5 separate regions of the Homo sapiens genome follow, and regions 2, 3, 4 and 5 are each linked to region 1. A link is a contact called in ENCODE Hi-C or POLR2A ChIA-PET data. All regions are on one chromosome and are shown on one strand. The core of a region is the stretch at or near the end of the contact, and the rest is flanking DNA. Distances in the headings are between cores, read along the strand shown.

Region 1 (2,638 bases), core at 139-2,638:
TTCAACGTATGTGTGAAAAAAAGTTTAAAGTAATGTTGGATGCCAGCTAGGTCAGGACGAGATGGGGAGGGGGAGGGGGAAGGGAGGGGGAGGGGATGCGGAGGGGAAGGGAGGCGGAGGGAGAGGGGAGGGGAAGGGGAGGGGGAGGAGGAGGAAAGAAGAGCCTCCTAGAGCTCTTCGTGTCTTTTCCGTTGTGGGTTTTTCCTCCTGAAGGGCAATGAAGCCGAAGGAGCTTTCCCAAGATTCCAGTGATTTACAGGCGCTTTTCTGTTCAGTGGTTGGCAGGCAGGGCACGGCGGGGCATGCAAATTTAAAATGGCTGCTTCTCTCGGGAGTTATGGGAGCAAAAAAGGAAAGTGAATATCCTCCAAAATAGTAACAATATTACTTACGCAGGTGTTCAGATTTGGATAAAGATACACAATCTCAACGTAGGAGAGAGAGTTATTCAGGGTGCTATCTGTCACCCTGAGGTTAGGATGTGTGGGAGAAGGAGTACAGTGGCCGATCGTTAACATTTTCGTTTTGAAAACGGTGTTGATACAGTGGAAGGCTTGTGGTGTTGCTGGCCCTTGATCGCTGGAAGGATTCCGAGGTGTAGTTTTCGAAGCGGGAGTTTTGTTCGCATTGGGCGCTTAGCGTCTGTTACTGTCGCTAACGGGAGATTGTCAACGTGTTTGCATTGGGCCATTTGCATCAGTTGGGACCGTTGTTACTGACCTCCTAGGTTGTGTGTTGCGTTTACACGCTTAAATCCGGGTTTCACGGTCTCTTAGTACTCGCGTATTTAAGCTCATCGCGCGTACCTTACTTCTACGCGTTCACGTCGGTTCGTCCGGGCCTATCAGCGCCGCTGCTTTTAAATTGGCCGTGTGCGCTTTACGTTTGCACCTTTACGTCGGATCACTGGGGTCCATCAGCGCCGTAGTTTTTGAGCTGGCCGGGCGTGCTTTCGAGCGCTTAGTTGCTTTCGGTTTCACTTGGTTGCGGCGTGACGATCATTGAGTTAAAGGTTACTGCACTCACTTCAGTCGCCATCGGTCTCCGTAATCTGACTGCCCTTTGCTATTACTTGCTTCACTCACATACGATATGCGGACGGTCCTATTTAAGTTGAGCGCCCATACTTCACTATCCCAAGTGGGACTGCTTTTTCATTTACGTGTCTCTATCCGAGGCAGTATAAACATCTTTCCATTCAAGTTTACCGCATGTGTTTCACTATCGAGAGTCGGACTGCTTTTGGATTTACGTGGCTTTGTGGGATGCGGTATGAAGATCGTTGCATTCAAGTTTACCGCCTCTACTTCACTGCAGAATCTGACTGCCGTCAGATCTGTATGACAGATTGTTGCATTCGTTTTCTGCGGGTACGTCACTATCCAGTCTACTTTTTCCATTGACGTGGCTGAGTCATATGTAGTATGACTGTCAGAGACGTTGGAACCTGAAGCGACCCCATTTTGAGTGAGGGCTAGAAAAATGAGGCCGGGACTTACGGGCCTGCATTCTCAGAAGGATATTCCTAGCTTTCAGATACTTACGGTTAAGGGAACAAATTAATGTTTACTGAAGAGACCCGAGTGTCCAGATAGCTGGATATCTGGAGAACAAAGGCGTTCCTAATTTTGCTTTAAAGGTAGTAATAGGGATTCTTGCAAAATGTAATAATTAAAGTTAATTATCACAAACCCTTGTAACAGAACACCTCTCCCCATGTGTACAAGCATTGTACCTAGGGTGGATACGTTCCTTCTCTTAGTTTCAGGAACGCCCTTCTCTGTCTGTGGAGTAGCTGTTCTTTCACCACTTTACTTTCTTAATAAACTTGCTTTTATTTTGCACCGCGGACTTGCCCTGAGTTATTTCTTGCGCGAGACCCAAGAACCCTCTCTTTGGGTCTGGATCGGGGCCCTTTTCCTGTGACGTATTTCTGGCCACCACAGATGGGACTATAGTGCTTTGGGGAAGTGTTGGGGTCCTATAACATATTTCTGGCGAATGATGGAAGGGACGATACTGAAGAAACTCCCCCAACCCAAAGGAAGTAGACTGCAGCACTGCAGTAGTCAGTAGACTGACTTTGGGTAAGTGGTGGAGTGCCCGGGTAAAGAATGGGATTGGGTTAGAGGCCCAACTTAATGGAGTTAGAGTCTTTCCTAAAAGAGAGTGGGTTAGAGGCCCCTCTTAATAAAAGGCAAGGACACTTGACCGACCTCGGGTTAGAGGCCCGACCGAGGAGGGTTAGAGGCCCCTCCCAGTAAAGCCCCTCTCGGCTAAAAAACAGGTTTGACACCGCAGGCTATGCTCTTTGTATTAGTCTGCCTCGTCCTCCTTGTCTTGGTTGCTGTCTCCGTTTCAGTGTCATTTTCAGGAGACTTCATTTAACTGGTCTTAGGGATTTTAACTGATTCTTCTCCTATGTCCCTCCCGATTTCTGTCCGTTTGCTTGTGAAACACTGGGAACCAAAAGCATTGGAGGATCCGGCTCTAAAATTGCTGATTGAGATTTGATATTTAACAGCTATGAGCAGTAAGATTCGATAGATGTGGTTGTGTTTTGTTGCTGCTGTGCTGAGTGTGATTGAGAAGCACTAGGATGGAAATCAGGGGACTTTTCTCCTTGCTGTTTTGTTTG
Region 2 (2,638 bases), core at 103-2,602, 420 kb before region 1:
GCAGAGCATGGCTGGCTGCCTCTGGGCTTGTGTTTTTAATGCTAACCTCGGCTCAAGTCAAGATGAAGGTCAAGGAACTCGAAAGCTTTCCCCGCTGCTTAGAATGCAGATGCTGCCAGCCAACACCAGAAGGAAAGAAGTGGTGCACCGGGAGGGGTGGGCAGGCACGGGGTGGGGTGAGGGATACAGAAATTCCAGCCTTGGTTACACATCTTGGGCTATCAGCTAAGTAGTCTCCACTGCAATAGCTCCCCTGAAGGTGCAAGACCACAAGTTTTGGAGGAGGAGAAAGTTGACCCTAATGATAATCGGATCCAATTCCTTTTGCAAATGAGGAAACTGAAGACCACAGCAGCAGCAACGTTACTCAAGAACCAAGTTGGTGGCAGGGCTGGGCTCAGGATGTGGGGTTCCTGAATTCAAGGCCAAATTTGCCCTTTTGCAGGAAGGAAACTGCCAGTTTTTCATGGCAGTAGGGGAGGGCAGCTTTCCTCCAGTACAGAGACTATCTTTTGTACTTAGTGGGAGTTCAGGAAATGCTGAGTGGCTTATGGTGGGCTGGCATCTGCTCCAGGAAGGGCTGCAGGAGTCTGATTTATCTCCACCCCAGCACAGGGTATAGCACCCACTGGGTGCTCAACGCATTTGTTGATGAAGGACTAACACCTATTGAGTGCTCGCCATGCAGTGCTGGGTGCCTTCTTTGAATGTCACATTTAACCCTTCCAGCAACCCTAGAATTAGGTACCATTACTATCCCGCTTTTTTTTTTTTTCCCTGCAAACAGGCTCAGGTTAAGTAATTCCTCAGAATTCCAAACCTGACTGCTTTTAAGCACGACGATGACTCTCAATGAATGTTGAAAGCAGATGCGCCCCAGAGTAGGGCTTCTCAGACTTTGACCGTAGGGACCTCCTGGGGTCCGTAAAATGTCCACTCTGATCCAGCAGGGCTGGGCTGGGGCGGGGATTCTGTCAAGCGCCCGGGTGGTGCCTCCACTGCAGGGAGCCGCTCACGAGCCGAACCCGGCGGTCCCTGTAATCATGAAAGACTGAAGCGACCCCTAGGTGTACCTCCGCCACGAAATGTTTATTGGGCCCTGCATTTAATTCAGGGAAGGAAGTTACCGCGCTTGCCAGTTTACAAAGATACACAAACGGCCTGGACCGGGATGGGGCGAGGACCCCTGAGACTCCAGGGCGGTGGCGTCTTCCCCCCGGGACGCGCCCAGGAGTGGCGCGCGGGGCCCCCGCGTCACGGCGCCCGCGCTCCGCAGCTCCCGGAGCCCGGCGGGCCCGCCCCAGGGGCGGGACGGGGCGGCTCCCGGCGCGAGCCCCCGCCCAGCTGATCCGCCGCTCTCCGCCTCGCTTGCTCCTGCCGGGCGTGCAGGGCCCCGCCGCCGCCATGTCGGGCTCGTTCGAGCTCTCGGTGCAGGATCTCAACGACCTGCTCTCGGACGGCAGCGGCTGCTACAGCCTCCCGAGCCAGCCCTGCAACGAGGTCACCCCGCGGATCTACGTGGGCAACGCGTGAGTCCCTTTCGCGAGCCCGGCCCCGCCGTCCCTCTCGGGACGCCCCGCCCACCCGAGGCTGGGGTCGGGGTGTCGCGAGTCTTGGGTTGGGGGAGCCCGGGCGCGATGGCCCCTCCGGGAGCCACAGCGGGGGCTTGGGAGGGGCCTGGAGTCGACGCCTACCCCCGCGCGTGGGGCCAAGGAACTGGAACCCTGCCTGGCCGGGCGCGGCCCTTCCCCGTGGCGGGGTGCACGGAGCCCGGGTGGCGCCTGCCCGGGTCCCAGCCGCCACCCGCTTGGGGCTTGGCCTTGGGCGGGGTCGGGGCTACCATGTTCACTTAACAGGTGACCCTCGGTCGCCCGGCCGGTCTCCTGCCCGCGCGTCATGTGACAGCTGCCTGGTTCTGCAGTGAGGTCACCGCGGAATGTCTGCCTTCGCCGCCATGGCAACGGGCCGACGTCACAATTCGGGCATGGAATTTTCCCGGCCCGGCAGTCCCGGATCAGGGAACCTAAACACCCCAAATGAGCGAGTCCGGGGAGCTGGGCCGGGATTTCCAGGCCCCCACCTTCCAGATGTGATTTGATTTACAGGAGATTCTAGAACGGTCCAGTGATAACCCCCCTAAGGACCTGAGCCACCACCTAGAAAAGGCTCTTGACCTTTCACCCCCAGGCTCTGTCACCCAGGCTGGAGTGCAATGGCGAGATCTCGGCTCACTGCAACCTCTGCCTCCTGGGTTCAAGCAATTCTCCTGCCTCAGCCTCCCGAGTAGCTGGGATTACAGGCGCCCGCCACCACGCCTGGCTACTTTTTGTATTTTTAGTAGAGACGGGGTTTCACCATATTGGCCAGGCTGGTCTCTTGGCCAGGCTGGTCTCAAACTCCTGACCTCATGATCCGCCCACCTCGGCCTCCAAAAGTGCTGGGATTACAGGCGTGAGCCACCGCACCCGGACAGTAAGAGATTTTTTTTAATTTAAATTTTAAATTTTTTTTCTAGTAAGAATGTCTAATCAGCAGGAAAGAACCAGTGTTAACATTCTGAGATGTGAAATAGGAGCCTCAAGAAAGAATATATTAGCATGCCTGTACAGCCTTGGAAAGCCTCAAGTTGGATTTTCAC
Region 3 (2,638 bases), core at 44-2,543, 360 kb before region 1:
ACCACTCATAAAGGAGCAGCAGACATGGTGCAGCCAACAGAGACTTCAGGGAACAAGGATGGCTGTGACTTGTGCAGAGCAATTCTGGGATCCTGGAACCTGAAATACATCTCCTCCCCAGAAATTTAGCCTGAAATTTCTTTAACCAAGATCAAAAGGTGAACCTTGCTTCTAATAATCACAGAGGACTGAATGTGTTCTGCGAAGGAGAGCCACACTGGTCTAAATTATTTCCAACTAACGTGTAAATGACTGATAGAGGTTTTTGGTTTTTTTGTTTTGTTTTTGTTGATTTTTTTTTTTTCCTAAATGCTAGTTTGGTGAGAAGGTAAAAAGAGTTATAAAAGTGCAACACCAAGGCGGGTGGATCGCGAGGTCAGGAGTTCGATACCAGCCTGGCCAACATGGTGAAACCCCATCTCTACTAAAAGTACAAAGAATTAGCTGGGCGTGGAGGCGCGCCCCCGTAATCCCAGCTCCTCGGAGGCTGAAGCAGGAGAATCGCTTGAACCCGGGAGGCGGAGGTTGCAGCGAGCCGAGATCGCGCCATTGCACTCCAGCCTGGGTGACAGAGCGAGACTCCGTCTCAAAAAAAAAAAAAAAAAAAAAAAAAAAAAAAAAAGCAACAAGCCCTCTCGCCTAGTCTCTCCTTTGTCGTCCAGACCCTCGCGGCCGCGGGCGTTCGTGGTTCGTCCCCTCCGCCCCCTCCGTCCCCTCCGCCCTTTCCGCCGCGCTGACTCGCCGCTTCCTCCTGGGCTCCATCGCCCCAAACCCGGGACTGCACTTCCCGGCAGACGCCGCGGCCAATGAGGGAGGGGCTGAGGATTTGGCGGCGGCGGCGCCCCGAGAGTCGGGGTGACGGGGCTTTGTGCGCTGAGGCGGAGGCTGCCAGCACGGAGGCGGAGGCCCAGGGGCTGTGCACAGGTCACCGCGGAGAGACGTGCGATTTCCCAGCCGAGCGCCGAGGACCCTGCTGCCCAGGCCAGGCTGCCAGCCGTAGGCTCCTCTCTGGCGGCAGCGGGGGCGCGGCGACACCCGTCTCTCGGCCTCCCCTTCCCACCCCACCTCCGGAGCCTTCCTCCTGCCGCAGCACGCCTGGCCTGGTCCGGCTGTGGCCCTCCTCGATCTCCGTGTCCCTCCTGTGATCGCATTGAGACGGCCGGGCGGTTAGAACGGGACAAACTGAAGGCCCGATGAGAGAAAGGGAAAGTTAAGAATGCTGGAGCAGAACAATGGATTTCTCTTTCTCTTTCATGCAAGGGATCACGGGAAACACAGTTCAACAACCACCTCAACTCACTGACTCCGCCAGCATCCGTCAGGAGGATGCCTTTGATAACAAAATTGACATTGCTGAAGATGGTGGCCAGACACCATACGAAGCTACCTTGCAGCAAAGCTTTCAATACTCACCTACAACAGATCTTCCTCCACTCACAAATGGCTACCTGCCATCAATCAGCATGTATGAAATTCAAACCAAATACCAGTCGCATAATCAATATCCTAATGGGTCAGCCAATGACTTTGGCGCAGCTAGAAACTTTAGCCCCACTGACTATTACCATTCAGAAATTCTAAACAGAAGACCACATTAAATTCTAGAAAACCCTTCCCCTCCACAGCCACCACTTCGGTACCACAAACTGTGATTCCAAAGAAGAGTGGCTCACCTGAAGTTAAACTAAAAATAACCAAAACTATCCAGAATGGCAGGGAATTGTTCAAGTCTTCCCTTTGTGGAGACCTTTTAAATGAAGTACAGGCAAGTGAGCACACGAAGTCAAAGCATGAAAGCAGAAAAGAAAAGAGGAAAAAACCCAAAAAGCATGACTCATCAAGATCTGAAGAGCGCAAGTCACACAAAATCCCCAAATTAGAACCAGAGGAACAAAATAGACCAAATGAGAGGGTTCACACCATATCAGAAAAACCAAGGGAAGATCCAGTACTAAAAGAGGAAGCCCCAGTTCAGCCAATACTATCTTCTGTTCCAACAACAGAAGTGTCCACTGGTGTTAAGTTTCAAGTTGGTGATCTTGTGTGGTCCAAGGTGGGAACCTATCCGTGCTGGCCTTGTATGGATTGAAGTGATCCCCAGCTGGAGGTTCATACCAAAATTAACACAGGAGGTGCCCGAAAATATCATGTCCAGTGTTTTAGCAAACAGCCAGAGAGGGTGTGGGTTCATGAAAAATGGGTACAGGAGTATAAAGGTCATAAGCGGTATGAAGAATTACTGGCTGAGGCAACCAAACAAGCCAGCAATCACTCTGAGAAACAAAAGATTTGGAAACCCTGACCTCAGAGAGAACATGCTCAATGGGATTTTGGCATTGCCCATGCAGAGAAAGCATTGAAAATGACTTGAGAAGAAAGAATAGAACAGTATACTTTTATCTATATTGATTAACAGCCTGAAGAGGGTTTATCCCAAGCAAAAAAGAATGTTGGGGCCGGGCGCGGTGGCTCACGTCTGTAATCCCAGCACTTTGGGAGGCCCAGGCGGGCGGATCACAAGGTCAGGAGATTGAGACCATCCTGGCTAACACGGTGAAACCCCGTCTCTACTAAAAAAATACAAAAAAATTAGCCGGGCATGGTGGTGGGCGCCTGTAATCCCAGGTACTTGGGAGGC
Region 4 (2,638 bases), core at 42-2,541, 340 kb before region 1:
GGGCATTGCCACACTTCACCTCCTCAGGGCGTTGTGGGGACCTTCAAAGCCGTAAAGCCCTTTGTAAATGGTAACGCCTAACACAAATAGGAGAGCACGCTGCCCTCTCTGGGTAGGCCCCTCATCTGGGTCCTGGTTCCAGTCTGGTACTGAGCCTCTGGAGGACAAGGGTCACATTTATTCCAATTTCTCTTCTGCATGCCCCAGTGCCCACTGAGCACAGTGGGAATACAAACACATTTATTATGCACTCTGCATATGACTAGAAGGAACTTTGGAGCTCAGATCCACCCTTTACACAGATGGGGAAAATCAAGGCTCACACCACAAGGTGAGCTTGGTGGTATCTTTACAACTCCAGGTAGTGACAAAACCAGGATGCAGATTCTGAGGAATGAACGAGTGAGAGAATGAAGGGAAATGGGGCAACAGTCAGCATGAGCAAGGGCTGACCTATGGTGGGTCTTAGCCTTTACTGTGCTCAGTGGCCCCACAGCACCATCGTCTCTCCAAGGAGCACGGAAGCAGCCCCCCGTGTGGGGTATGGGCACAGACCCCAGGGCCCAGGCAGGCAGGGGATGTGCCAGTGGTCCTTGCCACGGGCCACCAGCTTTGCCACCCTGCTCCAGGGCCCTGGCCTCTCCCCAGGGTGCAGGACGCCACTCCCAGGCACTCTGGCTCCGTTTCTTACCAGGCTGCTCTGGGATGGCAGCATCCCAGCATCGCTATAAATAGCATCTCTCCTGGGCCCCAGACGGCCAGTTGGCAAACACTATAATTTGCTGAAAAGTTTGGAATGTGTCTAAAAATGAAGAAGGCAAATGAGACCAGCCATGAGGGGGAGCAACCGGCGTATCCATTTCAGAGAGGGGCTGAGCCTCACTCCTGCTTCTTGCCAACTTCTTTACAAGGGCACTGCAGGCAAAGCTTCAGGGAGAGGGGACAAATATGAGTCTAGGAAAGAACTATTGTCATTTCCAGCATCAGCTGTGGCGGCTACCTCTTGTATTGGCCTCACCCCTGACCTTCCTGTCCTAACCAAAGAACGAGAGGAACTGCCACTGCTTAACCCTTTGTTGGGCTGTGCTAATGAAATTGAAGGGAACATGGTGAGCATGCGAGGACTGTGAGAGCCAGAAAGAAACCCCCAAAATAATTTCATTCAATAGTTTCATCCAAACTCTCCCAGTTTGCAAATGAGGAAGTGACTTGACAAAGGCCGGGCACCAAGTTGAAGCAGAACCAGATTTTGGCCAAGGTCCCTGGGCTCCCAGCTGGGTGCTGGGCATTGGATCCCAGGCCTGCTGTGAGGGCTGGCTCTCTTAGGGAAAGGGGAAGGGTCCCATGGCTCTCCCATCATGCTGAAGGTTGACACCTGACAAGTCACTGCAGCTTTCCCTTGTTCTGCTCTGATTCTCATTCTACTCTAAGGAGGCACAGCCACCATTATCCTGATTTTATGGCTGAACAGGCCGAGCTTCAGGGTAGAAACTCATCCTCATCCACAAAGCCATGGGAAGGCTTGATTAGAATTTACCACTCTGTCCCCAGACACTCTGGGCTGTTCCCACCTTCAGGTAGAACTCACTGCCTCAAAAGCCACCTTTTACTGTTCTTTGTCTTATCTTCTGGGATTGTGATTTTCCCTGTAGGAAAAATCATGGACAATGGCAGTAGACTGGCGTGGTGGCTCACACCTGTAATCTCAGCACTCTGGGAGGCCAGGCAGGTTGAGACCAGCCTGGCCAACATGGTGAAACCCTGTCTCTACTCAAAATATAAAAATTAGCTGGGCGTGGTGGTGGGAGCCTGTAGTCCCAGCTATCAGGGATGCTGAGGCAGGAGAATCGCTTGAACCCGGGAGGTGGAGGTTGCAGTGAGCCGAGATTGTGCCACTGCACTCCAGCCTGGGCAACAGAGTGAAACTCCATCTCAAAAAAAAATTCTGAAGTAGAGCCCCAGATCCAGCAGTCTCACTGTATGATCTTGGGCAAGTCACTTCCCTTCACTAAGGCTGAATTTATCCTTATGTAAAACTATAATAAAAATAAAAGCTTCCTTTGGGAGGCCAAAGCGGGCAGATCACGAGGTCAGGAGTTTGAGACCACCCTGGCCAACATGGTGAAACCCAGTCTCTACTAAAAATACAAAAACTAGCTGGCCATGGTGACAGGCACCTGTAATCCCAGCTACTCAGAAGGCTGAGGCAGGAGAATTGTTTGAATCCGGGAGATGGAGGTTGCAGTGAGCCGAGGTCGCACCATTGCACTCCAGCCTGGGCAACAGAGCGAGACTATGTCTCAAAAATAAATAAATAAATAAAAATAAATAATAAAATAAATGAATGAATAAATTAAAGCTTCCATTCACAAAGCACATGGTCACGGGCTTTATGTGCATTTGTTCTCTTTGTCTTCATAACAATCAGACGGGCAAGATATATTCCTATCCTATTTTACAGATGAAGAAATTGAGGCAGGGGGTTAAGTGACTTGTCCGAGATCACATCAGATTTTCACAAGTTGGAAACTCACTGCACCAGATGCTCTGAGGTCCTTTACAGCCTTAATAATTCTGCCTTTTGTGGTTCCAAACACAATAGAAATTAGCAATGGCTCGCTTGGTAGTTCTCAGCTCT
Region 5 (2,638 bases), core at 54-2,553, 340 kb after region 1:
TTTAAAGGCTTGGTCTCCATGCTTCTACTTTGCCACTGCAAGACCACAGTGAATTAAGTCTCATCCCTGCCTGGGTTAGATGTCAGAGCCTGAGACACAATGTAGTTGGACTCCAGTCCACAGGTGGCTGACTCCAAATCTGATATGAGTTAACTCCAAATCTGATGTAAGTTCAAGTTTTGGGACTGTTCCTTAACTTTTTTTTTTTTTTTTTGAGACGGAGTCTCGCTCTGTAGCCCAGGCTGGAGTGCAGTGGCGCGATCTCGACTCACTGCAAGCTCTGCCTCCTGGGTTCATGCCATTCTCCTGCCTCAGCCTCCCAGGTAGCTGGGACTACAGGCGCCTGCCACCACGCCTGGCTAATTTTTTGTATTTTTTAGTAGAGACGGGGTTTCACCGTGTTAGCCAGGTGAATCTCCTGACCTCGTAATCTGCCCGCCTCGGCCTCCCAAAGTGCTGGGATTACAGGCGTGAGACACCGCGCCCGGCCTTTTTTTTTTTCGAGATGGAGTCTCCCTCTGTAGCCCAGGCTGGAGTGCAGCGGCATGATCTTGGCTAACTGCAACCTCCGCCTCCTGGGTTCAAGCAATTCTCCAGCCTCCGCCTCCCTAGTAGCTGGGACTATAGGCACCTGCCACCATGCCTGGCTAATTTTTGTAGTTTTAGTAGAGCTGGGGTTTCACCATACTGGTCAGGCTGGTCTCGAATTCCTGACCTCAGGTGATCCACCCACCCGCCTCGGCCTCCCAAAGTGTTGGGATTACAGGCGTGAGCCACGCCGCCCGGCCCTTTTTTTTTTTTTTTTTAACAGGGTCTCACTCTGTTGCCCAGACTGGAGTGTAGTGGCGCGATCTCGGCTCACCTCCGCCTCCCAGGCTCAAGCGATTCCTCTGCCTCAGCCTCCCAAGTAGCTGAGATTACAGGCGCGCGCCACTACCGCCCGGCTAACTTTTTTATTTTTAGTAAAGACGGGGGTTTCACCATGTTGGCCAGGCTGGTCTTGAACTCCTGACCTCAAATGATCCACCAGCCTCGGCCTCCCAAAGTGCTGGGATTACAGGCGTGAGCCACCGCGCCAGGCCTATCCCTTAAAATAGTTTTTAATTTGAATAAGGTTTACTATGAATAAATAAATCACAGTCGGCTTGATCCCAAGAGCACAGACGTTCCTGGTGCCCCTTTTCGTGCTCTCCCAGCTTGCGCCACTATGGCCCTGGCCCTTTAAGGCTGAGCGCGAGGCCCCGCCTCGCCCGGCGCCCCGCCCCTCCCGCTGGATCCCGCAGCCGCGGCTCTTCCCGACGCGTTCCGCCTTCCCCAGCTGTGCACTCTCCATCCAGCTGTGCGCTCTCGTCGGGAGTCCCAGCCATGTCCGACGAGAGAGAGGTAGCCGAGGCAGCGACCGGGGAAGACGCCTCTTCGCCGCCTCCGAAAACCGAGGCAGCGAGCGACCCCCAGCATCCCGCGGCCTCCGAAGGGGCCGCCGCCGCCGCCGCCTCGCCGCCACTGCTGCGCTGCCTAGTGCTCACCGGCTTTGGAGGCTACGACAAGGTGAAGCTGCAGAGCCGGCCGGCAGCGCCCCCGGCCCCTGGGCCCGGCCAGCTGACGCTGCGTCTGCGGGCCTGCGGGCTCAACTTCGCAGACCTCATGGCTAGGCAGGGGCTGTACGACCGTCTCCCGCCTCTGCCTGTCACTCCGGGCATGGAGGGCGCGGGTGTTGTGATCGCAGTGGGCGAGGGAGTCAGCGACCGCAAGGTGAGCGGGTTGCGTAGGGCAGGGCAGGGCTGCGCAGGCCACTGGGCAGTGGGGCACGAGTGGGCGAGCGCCGGGGGTGTGGCAGGGCGGGAGAAACTGGCGCGGACCTGGGTGCACGAGCGTGGAAAGCGTAGCCAAGGAACTTGTGTTTGGGGGCTCCTGGAGAGCGGCATTTATGTGGGGAGGGGAGACGAAATTATCGCCCCTTCCCCAACCATTTTTAGTTGTGGCCGCCGCCCAGAAGCTGTGCTGGTGGGGGGGAAAACAATAAGGTGCCCATGCGCATGCGCACAACCACACTACCGTCCCCACCCCCCCCCCCCCCCCCCATTAAAACCACACCTGTACCCCTACCCACCAAACACTCTCTGGGTAATTGTGGTCTGTGACTATGAGTGACGGTTAGTGCCCCCTTTCCCCGAGGGAGCTTGAGGGGCTATGTCGTCGGGGTTGGGCGGGGGCACAGCGGCCGTGCCAGAGTCCTGGTCACATGCAGCCCCGTGGTCTGTGGGGGTGTGAGGCGGCCCCTCCCAAAGCAAGGCCAAAGAGACGAGACACGCCCATCACGGAGGAGAGAGAGCCTTTGCTACCCCACCGCCACCAGCCTTACACCGCCGATCTGATTTTGGGGTGGGGGAGGCGGGATTGGGTCATCCGATCTTTGTCTTGGGCTCTGTGTCTCCCGTGACTGCAGTATCTCCTCCTCCTGTGACTCAGCCCTCAGCCTTCGGGCCACGACCCGGGGCTGCCCTTGGGAATGCCTGGGGCGGGGAGTGGAAGGGGGGACCCACCTCTGCCTTCCTCCTGCAGAGGACCCCCACTTCAGAAACCCCAGTGCCAGGGGTTTGGACTGGAACGGAGAGGTGCGGCGCCTTGAACTGGTTGG

The links. Hi-C counts contacts between places; a loop is a spot of excess contacts on that map. ChIA-PET counts read pairs that join two places held with the same protein, here RNA polymerase II (POLR2A). Pooled maps may share reads with other maps.
Region 2: a pooled map shows a loop between it and region 1 (6-fold over the local background). The contact joins the promoter of DUSP3 here to the enhancer-like site in region 1. A Hi-C loop is called at or near these places in 1 of 168 maps with a recorded cell type or tissue (gastrocnemius medialis) and 6 of 50 pooled maps. POLR2A ChIA-PET finds 5 or more read pairs at or near these places in 5 of 52 experiments (CD4-positive, alpha-beta T cell, HepG2, PC-9 and 2 more).
Region 3: a loop to region 1 is called in a map of naive thymus-derived CD4-positive, alpha-beta T cell, with 4 times the contacts of the local background. The contact joins two enhancer-like sites. A Hi-C loop is called at or near these places in 1 of 168 maps with a recorded cell type or tissue (naive thymus-derived CD4-positive, alpha-beta T cell) and 8 of 50 pooled maps. POLR2A ChIA-PET finds 5 or more read pairs at or near these places in 4 of 52 experiments (BJ, PC-9, activated naive CD4-positive, alpha-beta T cell and 1 more).
Region 4: POLR2A ChIA-PET joins it to region 1 with 10 read pairs in activated B cell. The contact joins two enhancer-like sites. POLR2A ChIA-PET finds 5 or more read pairs at or near these places in 4 of 52 experiments (H1, HepG2, activated B cell and 1 more).
Region 5: a loop to region 1 is called in a map of PC-9, with 6 times the contacts of the local background. The contact joins the promoter of VAT1 here to the enhancer-like site in region 1. A Hi-C loop is called at or near these places in 4 of 168 maps with a recorded cell type or tissue (B cell, PC-9, heart right ventricle and 1 more), 2 of 37 single-sample maps with no recorded cell type and 14 of 50 pooled maps. POLR2A ChIA-PET finds 5 or more read pairs at or near these places in 29 of 52 experiments (A549, B cell, BJ and 24 more).

What each region holds. Positions count from the first base shown.
Region 1 is chr17:43,359,246-43,361,883 of GRCh38, reverse strand. No RefSeq gene overlaps it. Among named protein-coding and RNA genes, the nearest start is that of LINC00910, 28 kb to the left of the region's middle. RefSeq lists silencers at 61-160, 611-670 and enhancers at 921-1,100, 1,146-1,841. Within about 2 kb of position 1,388, at least 38 of the 41 ENCODE cell types and tissues checked have a DNase peak (open chromatin) inside an H3K27ac peak, as active enhancers do; they include B cell, CD4-positive, alpha-beta T cell, CD8-positive, alpha-beta T cell and 6 more, where a contact is called at or near this core.
Region 2 is chr17:43,777,691-43,780,328 of GRCh38, reverse strand. DUSP3 (dual specificity phosphatase 3) reads left to right here and starts at 1,352. Exons shown (of 3, transcript NM_004090.4): 1 at 1,352-1,529. The coding sequence starts at 1,405. RefSeq lists a silencer at 1,172-1,861 and an enhancer at 1,794-2,088.
Region 3 is chr17:43,719,031-43,721,668 of GRCh38, reverse strand. It overlaps the pseudogene WHSC1L2P. Among named protein-coding and RNA genes, the nearest start is that of SOST, 38 kb to the left of the region's middle. RefSeq lists silencers at 646-705, 856-965, 996-1,065 and an enhancer at 2,505-2,638. Within about 2 kb of position 1,293, at least 34 of the 41 ENCODE cell types and tissues checked have a DNase peak (open chromatin) inside an H3K27ac peak, as active enhancers do; they include PC-9, where a contact is called at or near this core.
Region 4 is chr17:43,694,757-43,697,394 of GRCh38, reverse strand. The region is part of intron 3 of LINC02594 (long intergenic non-protein coding RNA 2594); the gene reads right to left. Among named protein-coding and RNA genes, the nearest start is that of LINC02594, 31 kb to the right of the region's middle. Within about 2 kb of position 1,291, at least 7 of the 41 ENCODE cell types and tissues checked have a DNase peak (open chromatin) inside an H3K27ac peak, as active enhancers do.
Region 5 is chr17:43,021,050-43,023,687 of GRCh38, reverse strand. It overlaps VAT1 (vesicle amine transport 1), which reads left to right and starts at 1,303. Exons shown (of 6, transcript NM_006373.4): 1 at 1,303-1,752. The coding sequence starts at 1,366.